2 separate regions of the Homo sapiens genome follow, and region 1 is linked to region 2. Evidence: chromatin loops called from intact Hi-C (ENCODE). Cell type or tissue: HepG2. All regions are shown on one strand.

Region 1 (8,000 bases), 280 kb before region 2:
CACATGCCTGTACACAGGCAGATCCCTGCAGGCACACCCATGCATCCGCCTGCATGACATCTACACACACACATGCACCCACACAGCACAGCTCTCCCCACATTGCTGGAAAAGACTGAGGACACACGCCTCCAGCCCTGGGCGTCCTTCCAGTGGAGCCCCTGCTTCTTAGCTACTTGCTGATGCTCACCTGTGTTGAGGCAGATCCTGATGGACTGCCGGGGCCAGAACAGCCTGAAACTCCCTCTCAGGGAAAGGCCCGGAGTGCCCGCCCTGTAGCAGCCCAGGGTGATGGGGGACCCCGAGCTGGCACTCAGCACTGTGTAGAGAGAGCTTTACTGCAAGTTGGGGCTGAGCCGGGCATCACATCTCAGTGATGAGTGAGGTGCCCTCCCTGCCCAAAGGAGCCCTGGAACGGGCTGCTGCAGATGGGGGACCATGGAGGGGCTGCCCGGGGCCTTGGGGGCACAGAGGAAGAGGGCCCAAAGGCATGGAGGACGGACAGGGGAGTTGGCAGCAGGAAGCAGGGAAGGGTATCCAGGCAGAAGGAACTGCAGGACAGACACACAGGACTGAGGGAGCCAGGAGGGCTGGGCGCACACAGAGTGCGGAGCAGGGGCTGGGGCGGGCCTACAGGGCCTGGGTGCTGTGGAAAGCAGCTGGGCCTCCAGGCAAAGGTCACTGGGGAGCCGGAGGAGGCTTTTGAGCAGAACGAGGAGGTCAGATGTATGTGGACGGCTCTGAGACCCACAGGAGCTAGGAAGGTGTCAGGAGAGAGGTGAGCCAAGTGCTGTGGGGGTGGGGTGGGGTGGGTGCCACTCCTAAGATGGGAAAGAAGGGTGGTGGTCTTGGAGACAGGCTTCTGGAGACCCCTCAGAGAACTCGGTACATCCCTAGGGATGGAGACAGGGGCTTTGGGAGACCACTCAGAGAACCTGGTATTTCCCTAGGCATGGGTGGCACACGGGCTGCTGTGTGAGCCCTGGGGAGGGGCAGGTGGCAGGAGCGTAGGGTGGAGGTGGCGGTGCTCTGGCCACAGCCCTGAGGCTGGTGGAGACCCTGGGTTGGGAATGCGCGAGACGGGCAGTCTGGTCTGGTGGGACCTGTAGCACTGCAGCCTGCCTCCAGGGCAGGGATTGTGCCCACGTTTCATGGGGTGGCAGGGAGCAAACTTTGAGTTGCATCTTGGTTGGAGCCCAAGGTGGGGCGTGTATTTGTTCCAGGAAGAGCACGTGTCAGCTGTGGGGGTGGGCATGGAGGTCTGTCCAGGGCATGGCAGTGGCCGGAGTGAATGCTGTGTGGTCACCTGCCTGGGTGCTGCTACGAAGCAGAGCTCTTGCTGGAGTGCAGGGCCAGACAGGCCTGGGGGGCCGGGGGCGGCTCAGAGGCTGCTCAAGTCACCCTTCTGTTCCCTGTACCCAGCGAGGGTCTGTGCACCAGATTTAGCAAATCCAGGGTCCCTGTTCAATCTAAATTTCAGACAACGAATGATTCTTTAGTCTGTGTGTATCCCATGTAATACTTGAAACATACTTTGGCAAAAAGAAAAATTAGTTTATCTGCAACTGGCTGGAGGCTGGCAGAACCCCCACGGGGTGTCACCGGCTCCTGGTCCCAGCATTTAGCTGGCCGAGTCCACGGTAGGGCGGTCATTGTCATTGGCTATTGACAGCCCCTCCTCCCTATGCCAGGCTGTCAGAAGCCCCTTGCAGGTTGGAGTGAACCTGTCCCTCTGCTGAAGCCGGGGCCTTCTCACATTCAGAAGTGAGGAGGTGCCCCCCAGGGGCTGTGCCAACCCAGGCAGAGGGTGTGCAGTGTGGGACCCCCCTGTCAGGCCACTCCCAGATTTTAAGCACATTAGGGACTCATAGAGGAGAGAGAAAGAATCTTCACATCAAAGGCCCTGCCAAACCCTGGCTGGCACGGGAGCCAAGCGACCAGGCACCTGCTGGGCTGGGCAGGCCCTTCCCGCCCTCCCTCCAATGGAATTCCCCAGAGCCTGGCCCTGCTGCCCTGGCACGGTGCCTGGCAGCTCAGGAGCATCTTGCTGGGATGATGGTGCTTCCGGGACTTGGCAGCCAGGAGCACCTGGAGCCCCCAACAGCTCCCTCGAGGGCGGGTGGGCACCCGGTAATCAGTGGATTAGTTGCTGGGCAAAGAGGCCCTTGGGTTCCGGCTTTGATAGGGCAAAGAAAGAGGATGCCTCTGTGGTCTGGGAATGCCAGGGGAGGGGAGGGAGGCAGGATGCACCCCTGGGGCTCCCTCCCTAGCCACCAGAAGGCAGTTCCCCAACAAGCCCTGGTTGGGGGGGCAGTGGCATCCTCTCTGAGGGTAGCCAGCTCAGGCTGGACAAGCATCCCGGGTGGCCATGGGGGCAGCGCTACTGGATGACAGGTGACTCCCTTGAGAGAACTGGGCTCAGCACACTCCCCAGCCAACTCTTGGGTGCCCCCCGTGCTCTTCCCGGCCCTGCAGAACCCGCAAGCCTGGCACCTTCCCCAAGCTGCCTAGGCCACTGCCAGCTCCTGTGTCAGAGAAGACAGAAGTCATGGGGCATAGCTGCCACCTTCCTGGAGCCCTCCCGCCCAGGCTCTGCCCAGCCCCTTCAGGCTGTCCTGGGCAGTGCTGACCCCTCATGCCACCCCCTTGACAGATGTGCAGATGGAGACTCAGACACAGCCAGGCCTCATGAGGGTGCTTAGGGGCTCCTGCCTGTTTTTCTAAGCACCACATGGCTGCCTGCCGGGCACCTGTCCCCAGAGTGGCCCCCACTGTATCCTTGCCTACAGCACCTCTTGCCCTTCCATGGCCATGGAAGCGAGTACACACACGTGTGCATGAGTGTGCATGTACATGTGTGTTGAGCCATGGGCGGGACCCTTGGGAAGTGTGTGGCACCAAGTCGGGGGCCCAGCTGTGACGAGGGGTCCTTACTAACATGGTGGCTGCTGCTGGCCTTGTGAGGACCCCACATGCCGACAGCTGCAATCACAGAAGCACCAAGCTTTGGAAGCTGCAACACCTTCTGAGGTCTGCAGCAAACTCACTTAGAAGCCAAACCTATTTTGGAGTCCACATTTGGTGACCGCGACTGCACGGCCTACTCCTCGTCAGCTCAGGGAGCAGGACCCTGTGCCTAGACTTCTAGGGACAGAGCTCACTCCTCCTTTGGTCCAAGCTGGGGAGGCCCAGTCATTGGAGGCCTGGTGTCTCCAACCTGGAAGAAAGTTGTTCTAGAATTCCTGGTGGGATGGGCAGAAAGACTTTGAGGGCAGGCGGAAGAATGGGACATCAAACCACCTTCCCCAGGGTGGGCAGCCAGCTCCTCACTCATATCTGCCCTGGGGCTGCAAAGTCCTGCCATGCCCACCGACCATTCCCTTGGAGCACTGTACTTAACCTGCAGTGCCCTGGGAATGCGCCCACCCTGTGTTTCTGGGAGAAAGTGAGGTCTGTGTGCACAGCTCCTCAAACCCCACCTGCACCCCACACCCCCGCAGACCCCTCCAGAAAGGGCGCCTCTCTATGGCACACACCCACTTTCAAAGCATCTCGGCTTCACCCGCTTCAAAGCTCACGTTCATGAAAGACATTGCAAAACTCAAACCAAACAGTAAACAAATTAAGACATCTCTAGGACCTAAAAGGATTTCAACACAATGTGAGAAATGTTGGCAAAACATGAAAGTGGGCTTTGTGAGTTTTGAGGAATTACTGAGTTTTGAAAGATGAGGCTCAGGCCAGGTGGAGAGGAAGCCCGTCCATGTGTGCGTGGTCCCAGCGCCTTCCCAGGGCCCTCCTAAGGCACCTTCAGGGCCTGGGCCATGATGGCGCCCCCAGCAGCCAGGTCCCCGTTCCCGGAGTTCTGGTTCTGCTTTGGGAGCTGCAGCCGTGCTTCCTTCTGTCTGCTGTGGTCCTGCTCTAGCCCCTGCTCTTCTCTGATGTTTCTTTCAGGCGGATGTCACCCACCCCTTGGGACTTCGCCATGGGTCGCTAGCCCAGACCCTCCCCTTGGTTCCGGTGGTTCCATTTCTGCCCCTTTGCTGCTGGCCCCCTTCTGAGGATGCCCGTGCATCTCCAGGACCACTGCTCCAGTCCTTGGTGTAGATCAAAGCTGGCCTTCACACGCGGCCTGAAAATGTAGAGTGGCCGCCTTCTGGGCTGGGCTGCCACCTCCACCACATCACCCGTGACAGAAGCCCCGTGTTTTTCGGTAACCACGTTCCACGAACACCTCCCGACTGCCTTCCAGAACACACAAAGATCAACGAAGCTCAGAATCCAGTCCCGACGTCATTTCATGAAGAGCAGGTAGTCCATCAAAGGGATGGGCCCCATGAGTGAAGGGCTGAGACCCCACCATGGTGTGAGGCGTCCCAGGCACTCCCGTCACGGCCCAAACCAGGCTGCAGGCTCCATCCCCATGGGGCAGGCACAGAGGAGGCGATTCATGTGGACACAGGGACACCTGTGGACGCCCTGGCTCGGCCGCTTACCGCCGTGTGTTTGTGGCCAGGTCCCTGCTCCTGAGCCTCAGTTTCCACACCTGTGAGATGGGTCTGAGGTGGAATCGCCAACCAGCTGAGGATGCGCAGCCACAGACCACCTTCCAGAAATCTCCAAAAGGCTTTCCAAAACAGGAAAACAAGGAAGGCTGCCATCAGCAGGAATTCCAGGGCTTTCAGAATGAGGCTGTCAGGAGTGAAGGGAGCTGTGCTCCACATGCAGGGCAGTGGCCAGGGCTGCCAGGCCTTGTTTATCTGGGAGCGCCAGGCTGCCTGCCTGCACCTGGTCTGGGCACCTGAAGGCAGAGCTGCTCCTGCTTAGGGTCTGTGGCAACTGTCCTCCTCAGTGGGTGCTGCTGGGAGCTCCTCTGATTCCTGGTGGGCGGCTTCTGGCCTCGCCTCTTCACCCACGGTGTAGGGTGTGGGATGGAGATGCAGGGCCTCTGCTCTCCTTCTCCCCTCCCCCAAGCAGCCTGGGTTGTACCTCCACTAATAAACACCAACACCCGCGCCCAGGGTGGGTTCGGCCACGGGGCGATTCTCTGAGTGACACATCAGGATCAGCTTCGTGTGGTCCTGACCTTACGGTAATGTCAGCCCCCAGAGCCAGGGGCCGGGCTATGGCACCACCCACCCAGGCGATTTCTATGTCGGGATGACCAACTGTGCCATCCCTGGGGCAGTCCCCCATGCCAGGCAAACATTCTCCTTTCATGCTTAAAATCACAGGACGGGTTCACCTGCTTCGTCCTTGGACCTGTGATCTATGTACGCTGCTTTTCAACAAGTTTCTAGTTGTCCCCTCCTGGGTATGGCCCTCCCCTCCTTCCTTCCCAGAGGAAGAAAACACACCAGCTCTGCATGCGAGAACGCTCCCAGCTCTCCCATCTTCCCATCGCAGGAGCCCCTCGCTCCTGCACCCTGGGGCTTTCGGTCCTGTCCCACCTCAGCGGCTGCTGCACAGGAAGGCCGTCCTGGCCTGGCCCCTGTGTCTCTGCCTTCCTCGACTCCTGCAGTCTGTGCTTCTGTCACTCCTTCAGCACGCCATCCCTGGACACACTTTGTGCTCCGTGGACTCCACAGCCCCCAAACCCCCTCTTATGCCCTCCCTGACCCCAGACCATCTGGGCTGGCTTCTCTCTAGGACACATACCAGTTCTCATTCCAGAACTTTCCTTATGGTCATCTTTGGGTGGAGCCACCACTTCCAGTTCTGATCTTCTCATTCTGGTTGAGTACCTGGGCTTGCCAGTGCACCCCCCAGGAACACCGCCTAGTCCAGGGCTCCCACAGGTCTCAGACTGACAGGAGACTGGGTCATATGACCAGCACTAGCCAATGAGCTGTGAGTACACGTGACACAGGGACAAGCTGGGTCATGTGACTGGCACTAGCCAATGAGCTGTGAGGACGTGAGCACAGGTCCAGCTAGGCTGGGTCATATGACAAGCATTAGCCAATGAGCTGTGAGGACACGTGAGTACAGGTCCAGCTAGGCTGGGACATGTGACTGGCACTGGCCCATGGGCTGTGAGCACAGGTCAGGTCAGCCCCTTCCTGCTGCTTCCCACCGTGTGTGCTCCTTGTCTGACTTGATATGAGAACTAACCCAATATGGCAGGAAGCCACTGACATGTGGGAGCCGTGCATGGCAGTGGCCAGCGTCCTTGTCCTGCGGGGGCTCTGTGGACATCACTCGCCTTCAGAACACTGAGCCCTCCTACCTCCTGATATCCAGGGCTGCCGATGGGAAATCCCAGGCTGCCGCGGCTCCTGTGTGCTTTGAAGGTAACTTTCCTTTGCTCTCGCGCTCCTTGGGCTCAGCGCCCTTTCAGTCTGATGAGATCTGGGCGGTTTTCTTCAAGCCTTCTCTGACAATTCCATCACTGTCCTCACCCTCTTCTTTTTTTTCTAGAACTTTGGTTAGCCAGATACAGACTCTCCTGGTTTGATTCTGTCTCTTTTCATTCTACATTCTAGAAGATACTCTTAACTTTATATTTCAGTCATGTTAATGAATGTCTTCTTTTAATGCCAGCAATTGCATTTTTAATGTCCAAGCTCTCTGTCTCATTAGTAGCATTTTTTATTTCGTAAGTGCAGTATCATCTTGAATACTTCTGAAGACAAGTATAACTTAAAAAAATTCCTTTCTGTTTCTAGAGCTAGCTCAGTTTCTTTCAGCCTTTTTCTTTAGCCTGACTCCTGCAGTTTTCAGGATTTTTGTCAAACATCCGGGGACCCTTAGCTGGAGAGGATGGCATGGGTGACACGCAGCTGGCCAGGTACGCTCTGGGGCACTGGGGCATCTTGAGCACCTTGGTGCAGTGTCGTGAAGAAGACACTGTAAATTGGACTTGGTGTTATCACAGGGGCTTTAGGATCACGGTGTTGGTAGATCTAGGATGATAATCTCCAAAACGCACTCCCCAACCCACTGCAGGGATCCTTTCTCTTGTCACCTCACTTTGTGATTTAGAATGCAGGACCTCCAGGACAGCAGCCTCTCCGTGGCACAACAGCTGTTAGGAGACCTTGCCTAGTTGACGAGAAAGTCACTTGTGGTGCCTTTCCATCCAGGGTGCGCGACTCTGCTCTCAAGACCCCCTGGAGGCCCGCCCCCTGCCCCCCACCAGCTCATTCGTTAGATGATTGGAAGTGACTGCCTACGTCTTCTTTCAGGATAAAGCCTCAAGTCCTGCAACTATTCCTTGTGTGATAACGTTTCAAATCCCTTCCTGGTTCTGGCAAAGCTCCTCAAACATGCTCCAGTGTGCTGGGGCTCTGCATGTGTGAGCCTGGGGCCAGCAGGGCGCACGTTCATGTCAGGGCACCAGTATGATCCTGATGACACATGACTGGTGTGGAGCCCCGGGTGTTTCCACGGGAACTGCTGTCGGCCGGATTGCTGTGCTCTGCAGCTGTGCCCAAGTCCCCAAGCCACCCTTTCGTTGCTGCTCGATGTCACCATTTGCTTTTGTTGTTTTTTTTTTGTTTTTGAGATGGAGTCTCACTCTGTCGCCCAGGCTGGAGTGCAGTGGCGTGATCTCGGCTCACTGCAAGCTCCGCCTCCCGGGTTCACGCCATTCTCCTGCCTCAGCCTCCCGAGTAGCTGGGATTACAGGTACCCGCCACCATGCCAGGCTAATTTTTTTTTGTATTTTTAGTAGAGACAGGGTTTCACCGTGTTCACCAGGATGGTCTTGATCTCCTGACCTTGTGATCCGCCTGCCTTGGCTTCCCAAAGGGTTGGGATTACAGGCTTGAGCCACTGCGCCCAGCCCACCATTTGCCTTTTGAGCCACTGTCCCCGCGTATCGAGCCCTCCTTGGGAGTCCCAATTTCCAGCCCATATCACGCTCTTGGCCCCAGCTTGCAGCTGCTTTCGCATCTCAACCTCACCAGCCTCAAGTCCAACTCCAGGTCAATGATTACTGGTCAGAGGGGCCATTCCTGCTGAGCCCTGTGGTCAGGCTAACCCATGACCGAAGGCTC
Region 2 (8,000 bases):
TAGGTAAGAAGAAAAATGGAGGCAGAGTTGAAAAGAGCCACTGTCAGAGTCAACACGAATGATGCTGTGGTCCAAACGCTTGCGTCCCCCCAAAATTCCTATGTTGAATCCTAATGTATGTGGTATTGGGAGGTGGGACCTTTGGGAGGAGATTAGGTCAGGAGGGCAGAACTCTCATGAATGGAGTTAGTGCCTTTATAAGAAGAAACGAGAGATTTGCCTCTGGCCATGTAAGGGCACAAGGAGAAGACAGTCATCTGCAAACCAGGAAGACAGCCCTCACCAGACTTCCCAGCCTCCAGAATTGGGAGCAATAAATGTTTGTTGTTTAAGCTCCCTGGTCTTTGGTATTTTTTTACAGCAGCCTGAACTGACTAAAACAGATGGCTAATAAGCACATGAGAAAATGCTCAACATTGTGAATCATAAGGGTAATGCAAATTAAAACCACAATAAGATACAGCTCAATAGCTTCAGCATTATCAGTATCTTTAGTCACAAAAGAATGGCCAAAATTAAAGACTTAAAGTGCTGGCAAGTTTAGCAAGTAGATCTCTCATGCACCACTGATGGGAATGCAAAATGGTTTGGTTACCCTTTGGGAAAGAAGTTTGACCATTTCCACTAAAATTACATATATATTGACTCTAAGACCCAGCAATTCTACTGGGTCTTATGTTGCCATAGACTTTTGTGTGAATGTTCATAGTAGCTAAATTCGTAATAGCCCCAAACTGGAAACAACCCAAATGTCCATTGATATGGTTTGGCTTTGTGTCCCCACACAAATTTCATCTTGAATTGTAATCTCCAGGTGTTGAGGGAGGAACCTAGTGGAAGGTGACTGGATCATGGGGGCAATTTCCTCCATGCTGTTCTCATGACAGTGAGTTCTCATGAGATCTGGTGGTTTTATAAGTGTTCGAAAGTTCCTCCTTCACTCTTCTTTCTTGCCACCTTGTGAAGAAGGTGCTTGCTTCCCCTTCGGCTTCTGTCATGATAAGTTTCCTGAGGCCTCCCTAGCCATGTGGAACTGTGAGTCAATTAAACCTCTTTCCTTTATAAATTATCCAGTCTCAGGGAAGTTCTTATAGGAGTGTGAAAACAGATGAATACAGTAAATTGGTACCAGGGGTACTGCTATAAAGATAACCTGAAAATGTGGAAGCAACTTCAGAACTGGGTAGTAGGCAGAGGTTGGAACAGTTTGAAGGGCTTAGAAGAAGGAAGATGTGGGAAAGTCTGGAACTTCCTAGAGACTTGCTGAATGCTTTTGACCAAAATGCTGATAGTGACATGGACAATGAAGCCCAGGCTGAGGTGGTCTGAAAAAGAGAAGAGGAACTTCTTGGGAACTGGAGCAATGGTCACCCTTGCTATGTTTCAACAAAGAGAATGGTGAGATTTTGCCCCTGCCCTAGAGATCTGTGGAACTTTGAACTTGAGAGAGATGATCTGAAATTGGAACTCGTGTTTAAAAGAAAGCAGGGAATAAAAGTTTGAAAACTTCGCAGCATGACGGTGCAATAAAAAAGAAAAACCCATTTTCTGGAGAGAAATTCAAATAAGTAACAAGGAGCCAAATATTAATCGCCAAGACAATGGGGTAAATGTCTCCAGAGCATGTCAGAGATCTTGGCAGCAGCCCCTCCCATCACAAGCAGGGAGGCCTAGGAGGGAAAAATGGTTTTGTGGGCCAGGCCCAGCCCCGCTGCTACTCTGTGCAGCCTTGGTACTTGGTGCCCTGTGTCCCAGCTGTTCCAGCTCCAGCCATGGCTAAAAAGGGCCAAGGTACAGCTCAGGCTGTTGCTTCAGAGAGTACAAACCCCAAGCCTTGGCAGCTTCCACGTGGTGTTGGGCCTGTGGGTGCAAAGAATTCAATAACTGACGTTTGGGAACCTTCACCTACATTTCAGAGGATGTAGGGAAACGCCTGGATGTCCAGACAGAAATCTGCTGCAGGGGCAGGGCCCTCATGGAGAACATCTGCTAGGGCATTGCAGAAGGGAAATGTGGGGTTGGAGCTCCCAGAGTCCCCACTGGGGCACTGCCTAGTGGAGCTGTGAGAAGAGAACAACCATCCTCCAGACCCCAGAACGGTAGATCCACCAAGAGCTTTGCACTGTGCACCTAGAAAAGCCAAAGACACTCAATGCCCACCATGAAAGTAGCTGAAGGGGGTGGGTGTGGGAGGGCTGTACCCTACAAAGCCACAGGGGCAGAGCTGCCCAAGACCATGAAAGCCACTCCCTGTATCAGTGTGCCCTGGATGTGAGACACGGGGTCACAAAGGAGACCATTTTGAGCTTTAAGATTTAATGACTGCCCAGCCGGATTTCGGACTTGCATGGGGGCCTGTAGCCCTTTGTTTTGGCCAATTTCTTCCATTGGTAATGGGAGTATTTATCCAATGCCTGTATTTCCATTGTATCTTGAAAGTAACTAACTTGCTTTTGATTTTACAGGCTGCTAGGCAGAGGGGACTTACCTTGTCAGAGATGAGACTTTGGACTTGGACTTTTGAGTTAATGACGAAATGAGTTAAGACTTTGGGGGCCTTGCTGGGAAGGCATGATTTGTTTTGAAATGGAATGGTTTTGAAAGGAACATGAGATTTGGGAGGGGTAGGGGGAGAAATGACATGGTTTGGCTTTGTGTCCCTACCCGAATCTCACCTTGACTTGTAATCCCCAAAGTGTTGAGCGAGGAACCTGGTAGGAGGTGACTGGATCATGGGGGCAGTTTCCCTCATGCTGTTCTCGTGATAGCGAGTTCTCAGGAGACATGATGGTTCTATAAGTGTGTGGCAAGTTCTTCCTTGGCTTGCTCTTCTCTCTCCTACCGCCTTGAGAAGAGGTCTGTTTCCCTTTCTGCCATGACTATAAGTTTCCTGAGGCCTCGTCAGTTATGCAGAACTGTGAGTCAACTAAACCTCTTTCCTTTATAATTACCCAGTCTCAGGTAGTATCTTTATGGCAGTATAAGAACGGACTAATGTACCGATTAACCGTTTAATGAACCCACAACCTTGGGTAGAACAAGGCCTACCCAAGGAAAAATTATTTCACTCAAAATACCACTAACACCTGCTGAGAAGCCCTGATCCAGGAAACAGAGGTCCTGAAGAGACCTAAGTGCTGTCACAAGGGTGTGCTGACACCCAGCAGTGAGAGAAGGCAGAGTGGCAAGGAGGGGCCAGCAAGGCAGGCCAAAGGCAAGTGCTGGCCCCAAGGGCCAAGTGCATTAAACATTTCAGGGGTGGGTGGGAACTGAATGTGAATGAGGTCAAGTACCAAGCCGACTAAGACCTTGGATTTCACAAGCCACACCCTGATGTTCTCCCTTTGTGTCTCTTCATGTGGAGTAGATCAGGAGAAATAACCACAGAACCTAATTTGCTAGGCTTCCTACACCCAGTCATCTAAAATCTAGTCCCATTCTTGTGTCTCAAGCCAAACCGCCTAATTATAAGAAAAAAATAACAGATTACGGCAGATAGACTGTAAACTGCTAAGCAGGTGGGGTGCGGGAGAAACACAATGTCAGTGGGCAACTAAGTAGAGGCCTGGCAGCAGAACACACAAAAGCTTTACAAATCACCTTCGTGGGACCATGAAGAAGAGCTCGTACCAAAGAGAGCTGGCTTTATTCTTCATCTGGAGTTCCCCTTTGGCACTCCCCTGCGTGACACCCTCCCTTAGGGAGGGGAAAGGGTGGTCTAAAAACTGCAGCTCCAGACCTGCTCCTGGCAATGCAGGCTCAGCACAGAGACCTGCCCGGGTGTGCGCTGGCCTTCCCGCCAGCTTTGTTATTCAACAGTGGCCTCTACTGGTCAATAAAGAAGTGCAGCAAATGAGTTCAGAGGCTGGAGGGAATGGTTCAGGGCACTTATTTTTTCCATTTTGTTTTTTGCTTCCAAAGCATATACACGCGTACACAAAATAATATACAGTTTCATGTTTACTGATAAGAAACAAGTTCAAAAAAAGAGACGAATCTTGGTATCAGGGAAATTTTCAGAGGCCATTCCTTGCCACTTAAAATAGTGGCTTAACAAATAGCTACCACACAAAGTGAAATATAACCTTTGACCCAGCAATTCCATTTCTAGGAATCCATCCCACAGATAACATTGGTGAAGATAAAAAATGTATACACAGGCTATTCATTTCAGGACTATTTGTAAAAACAAAAAGAAATTAAAAAGAACTTGAGTGTCTATCAACAGAGGACCAGTCAAATTATGATACATATACCAGTGGGGTACTTTGCAGCTATAAATACCTCTACATGCTAGTACAGAACAAACTTCAGGACATATTACATGAAAAAAAAGAAGGTGGAGAAAAGTGTGTGACTAGGGCCTTTAAGAGGTAATTAAAATTAATGTGGTCATTAGGGTGGACCTTAATCCAATCTGACTAATATCCTTTTAAGAAGAGATGAGGACACAGGCATAGAGGACAGAGCCTCAGAAGAAACCAGCCCTGCCCTATCCTTGATCTTGGACTTCCAGCCTCCAGGACTATGAGGAAATACATTTCTGTTGTTTAAGCCGTGCCCAGCCTGTGTGGTAGAGCAGCCCTAGCAAACACAGTGCTGAAACAACTGCACTGCCATTTACAAATAATTTACAAATAAACCTTGGCCTTTATCTCATACCATATGGAAAACTTTGATATGGATCCCAAACCTAAATACAAGAGCTGAAACTATAAAACATCTAGAAGAAATCATAGGAGAAAATCCTACTGCCACCTGATGTTTGGCAGTTATTTCTTAAATATAACACAATAGCAAGAAATATTTTAAAAGTCAATAATTGAATTTCATCGAAATAATAAAAACCCTTCTTTTTTTGTTTTTTTTTTTTTTTGAGACGGAGTCTCGCTCTGTCACCCAGGCTGGAGTGCAGTGGCGTGATCTCGGCTCACTGCAAGCTCCACCTCCCAAGTTCACGCCATTCTCCTGCCTCAGCCTCCTGAGTAGCTGGGACTACAGGGGTCCGCCACCATGCCCAGCTAATTTTTTGTATTTTTAGTAGAGAGGGGGTTTCACCGTGTTAGCCCGGATGGTCTCCATCTCCTGACCTCGTGATCCGCCCACCTCAGCCCACAAAGTGCTGGGATTACAGGCGTGAGCCACTGCGCCCAGCCAAAGAACTAAAACTTAAGAAAATCAACACAATTTTGAAAGAAGCAAAGACTCAAGTCACTTTATCTAAAAAGACATATGGATGGCAAATAAACACGTGAAATGATGCTCAACATCACGAGTCTTATGGAAATGCAAATGAAAACCTCAGTAAGGGCCGGGGGCTGTGGCTCATGCCCGTAAATCCCAGCACTTTGGGAGGCGAGGCAAACTCCTGAGGTCAGGAGTTAGAGACCAGCCTAGCCAACATAGTGAAATCCCGTTTCTACTAAAAATACAAAAATTAGCCAGGTGTGGTGGCACGCGCCTATAGCCCCAGCTACTTGGGAAGCTGAGGCAGGAGAATTACTTGAAGCCAGGAGGCAGATGTTGCAGTGAGCTGAGATCATGCCACTGCACTCCAGCCTGGATGACAGAGAGAGCACCTCAAAAATAAAAAATAAAAAAAAATAAATAAATAAAACAAAACCTCAGTAAGACTGCTATACACCCAATAGAATGGCTAAAATTTTTAAAACTGGAAGGGCGCAGTGGCTCGCAGTTGTAATTCCAACACTTTGGAAGGCCAAGACGGGCAGATTGCTTGGGCCCACGAGTTCGAGACAAGCCTGGGCAACATGGCGAAACCCTATCTCTACTAAAAATACAAAAATTAGCTAAGCGAGGTGGCATGCAACTGTAATCCCAGCTTCTTGGGAGGCTGAGGTGGCAGGATTGCTTGAGCCTAGGAGGCAGAGGCTGCCATGAGCCATGACTACACCACTGCACTCTAGCCCGAGTGACAGAGTGAGAACCTGTCTCAAAAAAAAAAAGAAAGAAAGAAAGAAAAAAGAAAACAAAAAACAACTGGCCACGCGAAGTGTCAGCAAGGAGGTGGGGCAACGGGAACACTTAATACACTGCTAGGGAAATGTGAACTAGAGGAAAACTGGCCGTTTCTTTAAAAATTAAACACACACTTCCCATTATAACCCTGGTTATTTACACAGGAGAAATAAAAGCATATATCCACAGAAAGACATGTACATTTAGGACATGCACACAGGGGGAAGATGGCCATGCGAAGATGGAGGCAGAGATTAGAATTACACTACCTCAAGCAAGAGAATGACAATAAACGCCAAGGATGACCAACAATCACCATTAGCTGGAAGAGGCAAGTAAGGGTTCTCCCCTCGAGCCCTCAAGAGGAAGAATGACCCCATCAACACCTTTATTTTAGATGTCTGGCCTCCAGAACAGTAAAAGAATAAATTTCTGTTGTGCTAAGCCCCCCATGGGCAGCCCACTTCTACCTGGGTCTATCTCTGACACTCCTAGGAAAGGCTGGATGATGAATGAAGACAGAACATCAAGACAAGACAGCAGTTTACAACAATTGAGTTCTTTCCTGGCTCTCCTTTTTTCCTGTTTATGAACCTAGGCAAAATCATCTTGTCTGTTGCTCAATTCCATAAAATCTGTAAAATTAGGGGGCTTGAACAGAATCATAGCCAAGGTCCCACCACCTCTGAATTTCTGCAGTTATATGACTACTCCCAAATACAATAAAGTGTGCATGAACATCTAACCAAATTTATCTAAACCCCTTCTATGTAGAGATTGATTCTGTCAAGTCCACCTTTACACTGGAATGTGCTACCTTAAAATACGTTATGAGGACAAACTAGATGTTAAGATACACACACAAAAAAAACCAGTAAATGATACACAAAAAAAACCCACTAAATTTTATCACATTATTAAGATACAGGAAAAACAAAGTCCCCTCAATAACACACTGTATTCATCTTCTGTCACTGCTGTAACAAATTACCACAAATTTAGTGATTTAAAACAATACTCATTGATGATCTCAGAGTTTCCAAGCGTCAGAAGTCTGGACACAGCATGGGCCAGCTAGTTCTCTGCTCAGAGTCTCACCAGGGCTGCCACTCCAAGTTCATTGAGGTTGCTGACAGAATTCACTTCCACGGGTCTGTTGGTCTGGGATCATTCTCAGCTTCTTGAGGCTGCCCGCCTTCCTTAGGTCATGGCTCCTTCTTCCATCTTCACAGCCAGCCACAGAAGGTAGAGATCTTGTCATATGTTGAATCTCTCTGACCACCCCCATCCTGCCTTCACTGACTGCTTTTGAGCCTTATGTTATTATTGGATCCTTCACGGTAATCCAGAATAATCTCCCACTCTTTAGGTCTGCTGATTACTAACCTGACTTGCATCTCCAAAGTCCCTCCACCGAAGTACTAGAAAGTGCTTGAATAACAAGGGCATGGGAATCTTAGTGAGGTATGTTTAGAGTTCTACCTTCTACACATAGTCCAAAATTTCATGTTAACATGTAAAAACACACAACACACTTCCGTGACAAACCTTCGGAAATCAACCATTATTTAGGTCTTATTACTGCAAACTAATTGACAATATAATTGAAATAACAGATGAAGCTTCTGTCAGGACAATAAAAGGGAGAACATATCTTTGCTAATGCAAATATCCTTAGAAAATGCAAGTTCAACAATGCAAAGACTGGCCTGAAGCAGCAGCCTGAACTTAATTTCCTATGCAGGGGTTTAATGATTTTCTTCTCAATAAAAATGAGAAGGCCGGGCGTGGTGGCTCACGCCTGTAATCCCAGCACTTTGGGAGGCCGAGGCTGGCGGATCACGAGGTCAGGAGATCGAGACCATCCTGGCTAACACGGTGAAACCCCGTCTCTACTAACAATACAAAAATTAGCCGGGCATGGTGGCGCGCGCCTGTAGTCCCAGCTACACGGGAGGCTGAGGCAGGAGAATGGCATGAACCCGGGAGGCGGAGCCTGCAGTGAGTCAAGATTGCGCCAC

Evidence for each region. Peaks named below come from ENCODE experiments on the same cell type or tissue, not always from the same donor. Only the 100,000 strongest peaks of a DNase experiment are listed, where the experiment ranks them.
Region 1: a loop joins it to region 2, with 14 times the contacts of the local background. A loop is called at or near these places in 76 of 110 quality-filtered maps.

What each region holds. Positions count from the first base shown.
Region 1 is chr21:44,511,543-44,519,542 of GRCh38, forward strand. The region is part of intron 9 of TSPEAR (thrombospondin type laminin G domain and EAR repeats); the gene reads right to left. It overlaps TSPEAR-AS1 (TSPEAR antisense RNA 1), which reads left to right. Exons shown (of 7, transcript NR_103707.1): 7 at 3,955-5,033. It overlaps TSPEAR-AS2 (TSPEAR antisense RNA 2), which reads left to right and starts at 5,673. Exons shown (of 2, transcript NR_026548.1): 1 at 5,673-6,293; 2 at 7,086-7,435. In HepG2, no CTCF peak of the experiment used is centred here; DNase peaks (open chromatin) are centred at 3,659 and 5,939.
Region 2 is chr21:44,789,677-44,797,676 of GRCh38, forward strand. The region is part of intron 1 of UBE2G2 (ubiquitin conjugating enzyme E2 G2); the gene reads right to left. Among named protein-coding and RNA genes, the nearest start is that of UBE2G2, 8.1 kb to the right of the region's middle. RefSeq lists an enhancer at 3,532-3,621. In HepG2, a CTCF peak has its summit at 3,822 (motif pointing left); a DNase peak (open chromatin) is centred at 3,825.